Regions from separate parts of the Homo sapiens genome. Here region 1 is linked to region 2. Evidence: read pairs that join two places in POLR2A ChIA-PET (ENCODE). Cell type or tissue: PC-3. All regions are shown on one strand. Region 1 overlaps SLC27A2 (solute carrier family 27 member 2). Region 2 overlaps SHC4 (SHC adaptor protein 4).

What was found. ChIA-PET counts read pairs that join two places held together with the same protein. Peaks named below come from ENCODE experiments on the same cell type or tissue, not always from the same donor. Only the 100,000 strongest peaks of a DNase experiment are listed, where the experiment ranks them.
Region 1: POLR2A ChIA-PET joins it to region 2 with 11 read pairs; 1 of 35 experiments calls an interaction of 5 or more read pairs at or near these places.

The regions. Positions count from the first base shown.
Region 1 is chr15:50,209,937-50,214,936 of GRCh38, forward strand. The region is part of intron 4 of SLC27A2 (solute carrier family 27 member 2); the gene reads left to right. Among named protein-coding and RNA genes, the nearest start is that of SLC27A2, 30 kb to the left of the region's middle. RefSeq lists an enhancer at 821-1,400. In PC-3, no CTCF peak of the experiment used is centred here; no DNase peak of the experiment used is centred here; H3K27ac peaks cover 1,674 bases.
Region 2 is chr15:48,926,763-48,931,762 of GRCh38, forward strand. All of the region lies in intron 1 of SHC4 (SHC adaptor protein 4), which reads right to left. Among named protein-coding and RNA genes, the nearest start is that of SHC4, 35 kb to the right of the region's middle. In PC-3, no CTCF peak of the experiment used is centred here; DNase peaks (open chromatin) are centred at 2,339, 2,489 and 3,049; H3K4me3 peaks cover 1,509 bases; H3K27ac peaks cover 4,255 bases.

The sequences.
Region 1 (5,000 bases), 1.3 Mb after region 2:
GATAACAGTGACTGACATAGTAGGCTGAGAAGGGTGAAACTTAAGAGGCAAGTCCCAACAGGAAGGAAGCCAGTTGCCTTCCTGAAGGCTGAGAAATTGCAGGCTTTGAATACAGCTGAAGGTGGGATGAAGTGTCAGACTTAAAACAGGGGAGTTATTTGAAAATCTGTGTAAGAAGTAAAATACGGAGGACAGGATCATGGCGAGCGGGAGGCAGGACTAGATTGTGGCTCCAGACAGAGCAGCATGAGAGGCTCACATTGTGAATTTTAGCTCCAGCTTGACTGCAAGAACTAACCAGCAACCCCAAGAGGACCCACAGACCCTCTGAAAGAAGTGGATTGCTCCTAGAGGACCCGGGAGACACCCCAAATACTGTGATCGCCCCAACTGCAGAAGTGGGAAAGGGAGACCCTCATCTCCCGAACACATACTGGAGAAGCTGAAGGTCTGTTTGTAGAACTTCCCGACTTTACCTGGAGCCTCGTCAAGTTAGAGAGCCAAACCGAGCAAAATACAAAGGTAGAGGAAGCTGCAGAAAGGCCCTGGGAGCTCACTGGCTCCCCTAGCAGCCCATTCCCGCCTGGCACCACAGGGATCCATCAGGAGGGTGGCCAGAGGAGCAGGGGGCAAAACTCCACAGGGAGAAGGAATTCTCTAGCTAAACTTTGGGATAATTTGAACGGGGCAAGAAGACTCCTGGCCAGAACTCCAGGGAGGGTGTGAATCTGGCTTGCAGACTCCACAGGCGGAGAAGAACTAAAGCCCTTTCTTTAACAGCTGGGAGGCAGAAAGCCTTGGGCAAGTTTTCAAGCCTGACTCGCCCTCCACCTGGAAACAGACTCGGGGCCGTTGAGGGGGCACGGTGGGAGTGAGACCAGCCCTTCAGGTTGCCTGGAAGCTGGGTGAGGCCTGTGACTGCCAACTTTCCCCCACTTCCCTGACAACCTGCATGACTCAGCAGAGACAGCCATAATCCTCTTAGGTACACAACTCCAGTGACCTGGGAATCTCGCCCCCATCCCCCACAGCAGCCACAGCAAGACCTGACCAAGGAGAGTCTGAGCTCAGACAGGCCTAGCCCTGGCCCCACCTGATGGTCCTTCCCTATCCACCTTGGTATCAGAGGACAAAGAACATATAATCTTAGGAATTCTAGGGCCCTGCCCACTGCTGGTGCCTGTCCACACTATTACAGCTGATGCTTTCTGGAAAGTACCACCTCCTGGCAGGAGGCCAACAGCACAAAACAGGGAATTAAACCACCAAAGTTAAGGATCCCATGGAGTCATTGCATCCTCTGCCACTTCCACTGGAACAGGTGCTGGTATCCATGGCTGAGAGACCCATAAATCATTCACATCACAGGACTCTGTTCAGACAACCCCCAGTACCAGCCCAGAGCCAGGTAGACTTGCTGGGTGGCTAGACCCAGAAGAGAGACAACAATCACTGCAGTTCGGCTCACAGGAGCCACATCCATAGGAAAAGGGGGAGAGTATTACATCAAAGGAACACCCCATGGGACAAAATTCTGAACAACACCCTTCAGCCCTAGACCTTCCATCTGACAGAGCCTACCCAAATGAGAAGGAATCAGAAAACCAACCCTGCTAATATGAAAAGCCAAGGCTCATCAACATCCCCAAAAGATCACACTAGTTCACCAGCAACGAATCCAAACCAAGAAGAAATCCCTGATTTGCCTGAAAAATAATTCAGGAGGTTAGTTATTAAGCTAATCAGGGAGGAACCAGAGAAATATGAAGCCCAATGCAAGGAAATCCAAAAAAACGTTACAAGAGTGAAAGGAGAAATATTCAAGCAAATAGATAGCTTAAAGAAAAAAACAGGGCCAGGCATGGTGGCTGAAGCCTGTAATCCCAGCACTTTGGGAGGCTGAGGCAGGCAGATCACAAGGTCGGGAGATTGAGACCATCCTGGCTAACACAGTGAAACCCCTTCTCTACTAAAAATACAAAAAAATTAGCTGGAGTGGTGGCAGGCACCTGTAGTCCCAGCTACTCGGGAGGCTGAGGCAGGAGAATGGCATGAACCTGGGAGGCAGAGCTTGCAGTGAGCCAAGATCGCGCCACTGCACTCCAGCCTGGGAGACAGAGTGAGACTCTGTCTCAAAAAAAAAAAAAAAAAAAAGTAAATGAAAAAAACAAGCAAAAATTCAGGAAACTTTGGACACACTTTTAGAAATGCTAAATGCTCTGGAAAGTCTCAGCAATAGAATTGAACAAGTAGAAGAAAGAAATTCAGAGCTCGAAGTCAAGGTCTTTGAATTAACCCAATAAATAAAGACAAAGAAAAAATAATAAGGAAATATGAACAAAGCCTCCAAGAAGTCTAGGATTAAAAGACCAAACCTAAGAATACTTGATGTTCCTGAGGAAGAAGACAATTCTAAACACTTGAAAAACATATTTGGGTGAATAATTGAGGAAAACTTCCAAGCCTTGCTAGACCTAGACATGCAAATACATGAAGCACAAAGAACACCTGGGAAATTCATCACATAAAGATCTTTGCCTAGGCACATTGTCATCAGGTTATCCAAAGTTAAGACCAAGGAAAGAATCTTAAGAGCTGTGAGACAGAAACACCTGGTGACCTACAAAGGAAAACCTATTAGATTAACAGATTTCTCAGCAGAAACCCTACAAGCTAGAAGGGATTGGGGCCCTATCTTCAACCACCTCAAACAAAACAAGTGTAAGCCAAGAATTTTGTATCCAGCAAAACTAAGCATCATATATGAAGAAAAGATACAGTCGTTTTCAGACAAACAAATGCTGAGAGAATTCGCCATTACCACGTTACCACTACAAGACCTGCTAAAAGAAGCTCTAAATCTTGAAACAAATCCTGCAAACACATCATAACACAACCTCTTTACAGTATAAATCACACAAGACCTATAAAACAAGAATACAAGTGAAAAAGCAAACAACAAAAAAACAAAAGTTCACAGGCAACAAAGAGCATGATGAAAGCAACAGTACCTCACATTTCAATACTAACATTGAATGTAAATGGCCTAAATGCTCCACTTAAAAGATACAGAACTGCAGAATGGATAAGAACTCACCAACCAACTGCTGCCTTCAGGAGACTCACCTAGCACATAAGGACTCACATAAACTTAAAGTAAACAGGTAGAAAAAGGCATTTCATGTGAAAGGACATGAAAAGTGAGCAGAGGTAGCTATTCCTATATCAGACAAAACAAACTTTAAAGCAACAGTGGTTAAAAGAGACAAACAGAGACAGTATAGAATTGTAAAAGGCCTTGTCCAGCAGGAAAATATCACAATCCTAAATATATATGCACCTAACACTGGAGCTCCCAAATTTATAAAGCAATTGCTACTAGACCTAAGAAATAAGATAGACAGCAACACAATAACAGTGGGGGACTTCAATACTCCACTGACAGCACTAGACAGGTCATCAAGACAGAAAGTCAACAAAGAAACAATGGATTTAAACTATACTTTGGAACAAATGGACTTAACAGATATATACAGAACATTTCATCCAACAGCAGCAGAATACACATTCTATTCAACAGCGCATAACTTTCTAACTTTCACCAAGATAGACCACATGGTGGCCCATAAAATGAACTTCAATAAATTTAAGAAAATTGAAATTATATCCAGCACTGTCTCAGACCACAGTGGAATAAAACTGGAAATTAACTCCAAAGGAACCTTCAAAACCATGCAAATACAGGGAAATTAAATAACCTGCTCCTGAATGAGCATTGGGTCAAAAACAAAATCAAGACAGAAATGAAAAAATTCTTCAAACTGAACGACAATAATGACACAACCCATCAAAACCTCTGGGATACAACAAAGGCGGTGCTAAGAGGAATCTTCATAGCCCTAAACGCCTGTAACAAAAACACTGAAAGAGCACAAACAGACAATCTAAGGTCACACCTCAAGAAACTAGAGAAACAAGAACAAACCAAACCCAAACCCAGCAGAAGAAGGGAAATAACCAAGATCAGAGCAGAACTAAATGAAATTGAAACAAACAAACAAACAAAAAAAAAGATAAATGAAACAAAAAGCTGGTTCTTTGAAAAGATAAAATTGATAGACCATTAGTAAGATTAACCAAGAAAAGAAGAGAAAAAATCCAAATAACCTCACTAAGAAACAAAACAGGAGATATTACAACTAACACCACTGAAATACAAAAGATCATTCAAGGCTACTATGAACACCCTTACGCACATAAACTAGAAAACCTAGAAGAGCTAGATACATTCCTGGAAAAAATACAACCCTCCTGGCTTAAATCAGATTAAATCAGAATTAGATACCCTGGAACAGACCAATAACAAGCAGGAAGATTGAAATGGTAATTTAAAAATTACCGACAAAAAAAAGTCCAGGACCAGATGGATTCACAGCAGTATTCTACCAGATGTTCAAAGAAGAATTGGTACCAATTCTTTTGACACTATTCCACAAGATAGAGAAAGAAGGAACCCTCCCTAATTCATTCCATAGAGCCAGAATCACCCTAATACCAAAACCAGAAAGGACATAACCAAAAAAGAAAACTGCAGACCAATATCCTTCATGAACACAGATGCTAAAATCCTTAACAAAATACTAGCTAGCCAAATCCAACAACATATCAAAAAGATAATCCACCATGATCAAGTGGGTTTCATGCCAGGGATGCAGGGATGGTTTCACATATGCAAGTCAATAAATGTGATACAACACATAAACAAAATGTAAAAAATCACATGATAATCTCAATAGGTGCAGAAAAAGCATTCAACAAAATCCAGCATCTCTTTATGATTAAAACTCTCAGCAAAATCGGCATACAAGGGACATACCTTAAAGTAATAAAACCCATCTATAATAAACCCACTGCCAACATAATACTGAATGGGGAAAAGTTGAAAGCATTCCCCCTGAGAACTGGAACAAGACAAGGATGCCCATTCTCACCACTCCTCT
Region 2 (5,000 bases):
GTATAATAGTATTTCTGAGCAGATTGTGCAGGTAGAACTCCTTGATGCACCGAGTGCTGCCTGGAGCCTGGTGCTGGGAAGAGCATGCTGGCCGGGACAATCACCCTGCCAGTCTCATCCAGACTCCTGTTAGTCACACTCAGTTACACTCCTCTTGGGATCTCTAGTACTGAAACATTTTGGATATTTTACTCTGTCCCCATCACACTAGTAAGAAACATTTTGGATATTTTACTCTGTCCCCATCACACGTAACTTCCCAAGCCTTGGGTACCTTAAGGAAGTTGTGTCTAGAGATTTCTCTTCAACTGTAAGTGTTATTAGGAGAAGAAAGCTAGATATAGGAAGTAGGTTAGAAAGCCCATCTCAGAATTGTCAAGAAAGGAAATTCCAAGCATCCAAGCTCCACGTCCAGGTGGCATGAAAAGATTGTCCATATGTCTTCACTGACTTCTCTGGCTTTTGGTACCTTCCAGCGCCCTCTTCCACCCCAGAGCCTAGGTCTTGCGTCCCTATATCCTGCAGTCCTGGCTCTGGAAAGAGTGGACTCCCCACACAGGCTGGAGAGCAGGCCTGGATCCCCTCCAATACCCCCAGGAGGTCTTGTTGGTGAGGAGGTGGGTATCATCTTTCCCTTTAGCTGTAAATCACCGATTGAAGACAAGGTGATATCAACTGGCCCATCCGTGCACACTTTTTGAAAAGGTGACCAAGCACCTACATTTTTCACACTCCGCTGTGGTGGTTCTTCAAAACTTTATATCAGATCGTGTTCCTCCACCACATGAAACCCCTGGCATCTATGATCAAAACAATCTCGTTACTATAAACCCCTAGACCCTGGGGTTCCTGGCCCCAGCTCACCCCTTCAGCTTCATCTGTGTCACTGTCCCCTTACACACTTTGCTGCCACATTGGCCTCCTTTCTACTCCTCAAATACACCCCAGCTCTTCCCTGCACTTGACATTCTGTCCGCCTGGCTCTCCTACACAGTTCTGCAGGACAAACCCCTTCTCATCTTTCAGGTTTCAGTTCAAATGACACACCTCAGAGGCCCCCTCCTGCCACCCTTCATCTCAGCCCCTATTCATCACTGATTGATTATTGGTTTACTTGTTAATTTGCTTGTCTAGTACCTCTTTCTATTCCCTTGGCTATAACCACCATAAGATTAAAGATCACAATCACTGCCATATTCCCTGCAACAGTGCCTAGGATCTGGTGGGCACTCGATAAACACTTGTTGAAAGAATGAATGAAGCATCTTTTGTTCAATTCTATTGTACCTTTACAATGAGTGGGGGCTAGGGCGAGCCGAGGGACGGAGGGAGGTGAAGGCTTGGCTGGTCTCTCCACCCAGGAGTACAAGAGCACCCAGGACTCAGCCTCAGGTGCTACAGGCCAGAACAACGTCTTTGCAAGGTTTCTAGATTTCTCAGCAATGTACTTCATGTTTGTTATTTTTGTTGTTCTTCATTTTGGAGTGGCAACACACAACCTAGACCGAGGAGGTTTTGTAGTGAAGTGGGAAGCTGGCAAGAATGTGCCCTACTTCTCAGGCGGGCTATAAGCTGTGGGTGGGAACAGCCCTGGATGATAGAGTTGACAGTGGGAACTTTAAAAGGAAAGGAGAGTACAGAACAGAAACAGACATTTATGTTCAGACAGAAATGTCTGAACAGGAGGGGGACAAAGGGACAAACGGAAACAGCTGGAACAAGGACACCCAAGGCTGATCAAGTTTGAGACCCACGTGAGGAGAGTGTCAAAGTGAAGGCTATTCTCAGCCCAGTTATTAAATAAGTTGCCATTCATTTTGGTTATCAATGAGGAGAGGAATTTTTAGTGTCTTGGGGGTGAGAGGAATTCCTCCACGGTGTCGTTCTTAATCACACTTCATGGTTATAACCACCTTATCTGCTTCGGACTAAGGCAAGCCCAAGCATTGCTTCGGGATCCCCTTCCCTTCATGTGAACCTCTGTTTTGATTCATACACTTGTCTGTCAGCTATGGCACAGGTGACTCCCTGTTGCAGGGAATATGGCAGTGACTGTGATCTTTACTCTTACGGTGGTTATAGCCAAGGGAATAAAAAGAGGTACTAGACAAGCAAATTAACAAGTAAATCAATAATCAATCAGTGATGAATTGGGGCTGAGATGAAGGGTGGCAGGAGGGGGCCTCTGAGGTGTGTCATTTGAACAGAAGTTTCTGGAAAAACATGAGTCATGGCCTGAGATGATTGACAATGAGGACAAGTCCCCTTCCACTGTGGGCATGTGTTGAGAAAATCACAACTGATTTTTGCCACAATTACCCCAAAGACAAGAATGGAGTGAGTCTTCCCATTGACTCACACAATCCATTTCACTTAAAAAACACCGTGGTGAGGAAGCGGGGAGGGGGCGGTGCATAAAAATACTCTGTCCACTTCTTTCTTTAGGTGTTTGATGACTGCATAAGCAGATAGTGGCTGAATATCAAGGCCCGAGAGAGGAGAAGTTTAGTTTGTTAGCTATAAACTGGAGATGACAATACTTCTCATTCACGTATTAAATGCGGATCTGCATAAGACATGGGCTCTGTTCTTAAGAAACCTGGCCCCATTCAGATAGGACAACCATGAAAAGAGATGACCTATCTTTTCTTTTTATGAGATTAGTCATTGTTGCTAACTTTATTTAAGAGATGAGGAAATTGAAGCCTATTAAAGAGAAGTGCCTGGCTCAGTTTCATTTATTCACTGGTACTGAATCAGGGTTTATTCTAGAGTCTGCAGTCCATTGCTAGGACCCTGTATAACAGAAAAAGTGAAAAGAGGAGTTATCCTGCTGGCTGCCACTACCCTCCCTTTGGTCTACCCAGGAACACGGTGAACAGTGTCGAGACGGGGGACCACAATGGTAACAGCAGATGTGAGTCCAAACTGCTCTGGGAACTGCAGGAGGTGAGACAGAGGACACTCCCTAATTCCCCACCCTGTGGTGAGGAGAGGACACTGAAGACCTTTATTTGGAGCCTTACAGGAACAGTGGGAAAGCAGCGGAGCTCAGCGTTGCTCAGACAACCTGCCCATTCAGCCCCCAGCATAGGTTTACCTAACTCCCAACTCGCTTCCTCCCTTTATGCCCCAAGGCAGTCATAATATTTTTGTACTGTCTGAGCTTCAACCACTTGCTCCCAGGGAGAGGTGAACAGCCTATTTATGGCCATGTGTATCTTGGGCTTTGCTCTCCAGAGAAGAAATTACTGGGATTTTCAGAGGAAAGGAATGATAGTTACTTATGGGAAGTCTCATCCTAACTCTCTTACAGAATGATGACTACAAGCACGCTACCTAAAGAAAAAAAAGATACATATTCTTATACTCTTAGAAAGAAGGTCTGCAGGATAATAAGAAACTAACAGTGGTTGCTTTTGGAAGTGGGAGAGAGGCAGGTTTTTACTTTTTACTTTATACTTTTGTACTGTTTATACAAATAAGTGTAAACATATTTATTTTTAAAAATAAGTAGTAGTATTAGTTTAGATTTGAAAAATAAAATGAGCAAAGCTCACTACTTCATCTATAAGAACCACAGTTTTATTGAGTAGGGTGAAATCTCTTTTTATACATGGCTTATTCCCTTTCTCAGAATATACCTGCATCTTGGCTAGGAGTATGGGAGAATATTTTTCAAGAGAAGTTTAAGGCACAGGCCCTGCACTTGGTAAGTTTATAATAAGAGTGCTAAGACAAGGAAGAAAATCACTTCCCAGCTACTTGGGAGGCTGAGGCAGGAGGATCACTTGAGCCCAGGAGTTTAAGGCTGCAGTCAGCTACAATCGTGCCATTGCACTCCAGCCTGGGGGACAGAGCGAGACCCTGTCTGTAAATAAAAAATAAATAATGAATTAAAAACAAACACTGAAGAACAGTATATAATCAACTATGATATAAGGAGGGTCTGACCTTCATGCAATAAATGTTCAACAATGGTAGAGGCCACCAAAATGGCAGGAAAACACAGCAGGATATTTCTGCCACCTTTAAATAATTTTTAGTCTTTCCCATTTAAAAAAAATGGGAGAGTAAGAAACAGGGACATTCCCTTCATAACCTTGAAACACTGTCTCACTTTCTTCCTTTCACTCATGCCTCAACTCACAATAGTAAAGTTTCTGGCCTCATCACTCTAGTGAAACTGCCTGAGCAAACCAACTACTTCCTCAAAGTTCCTTTAGTGAACGATTTTTGTTTTCCTACTCACCTATTGGGGTCACCTACCGCTGTCGACCTTTACTCAATCCCTTCATTTTCCTCTGAACTCTCTTCTTTAGCTTTCCTGAGAACATTTTCTCCAATTCCTCATCTTCTCTGACTATTCGTTCTCAGTCTCCTTTGCTAGTTTCTTATTTTTTAAAAACAATGGTTCCTTCTCTCCCTATACCAGTGATTCTCAACCCTGACTGCATATTAGAATCACTTGGGAAGTATTAAAAATTCTGATTCCTAGGTTCTACTCTAGTCTAATAAAATCAGTCTCTAGCATGTACACTCCTTTGCTTTCAATTACTGCCTCATGCTCATGCCACACACATTTTTAGCCCAGGTTTTCTCCCACCTTCAGATGTGTATTGGCACATGAATATTCTAATTGCATCTCAAATTCAATACATTCAAATTATTCCTCTACTTACATTTCTGATCTAAACCAATAGTATCACTATCTACCTAATTACATAAACCAGAAAAGTCAACTCTTACTTTTTTTTCAAATCCATCAACCAATCAAGAGGTAAGCCGCATCCTTTCAATCTCCCTATCATCGTCATAACTTCCCTGTCTTCTTCCCTGAACTCTGCACACTACCCCCAGCATTTACTATCCAAGTTTAGGCACATTCTTTCTCTCAATTGCAATACTGGGGTCTCATCATATTCATGGGCAAAGCATATGAATTCAACTGCATCCATTTGGCAGGCAGAAAGCGAGAGATTAGCCCCTTTGTTATCTCC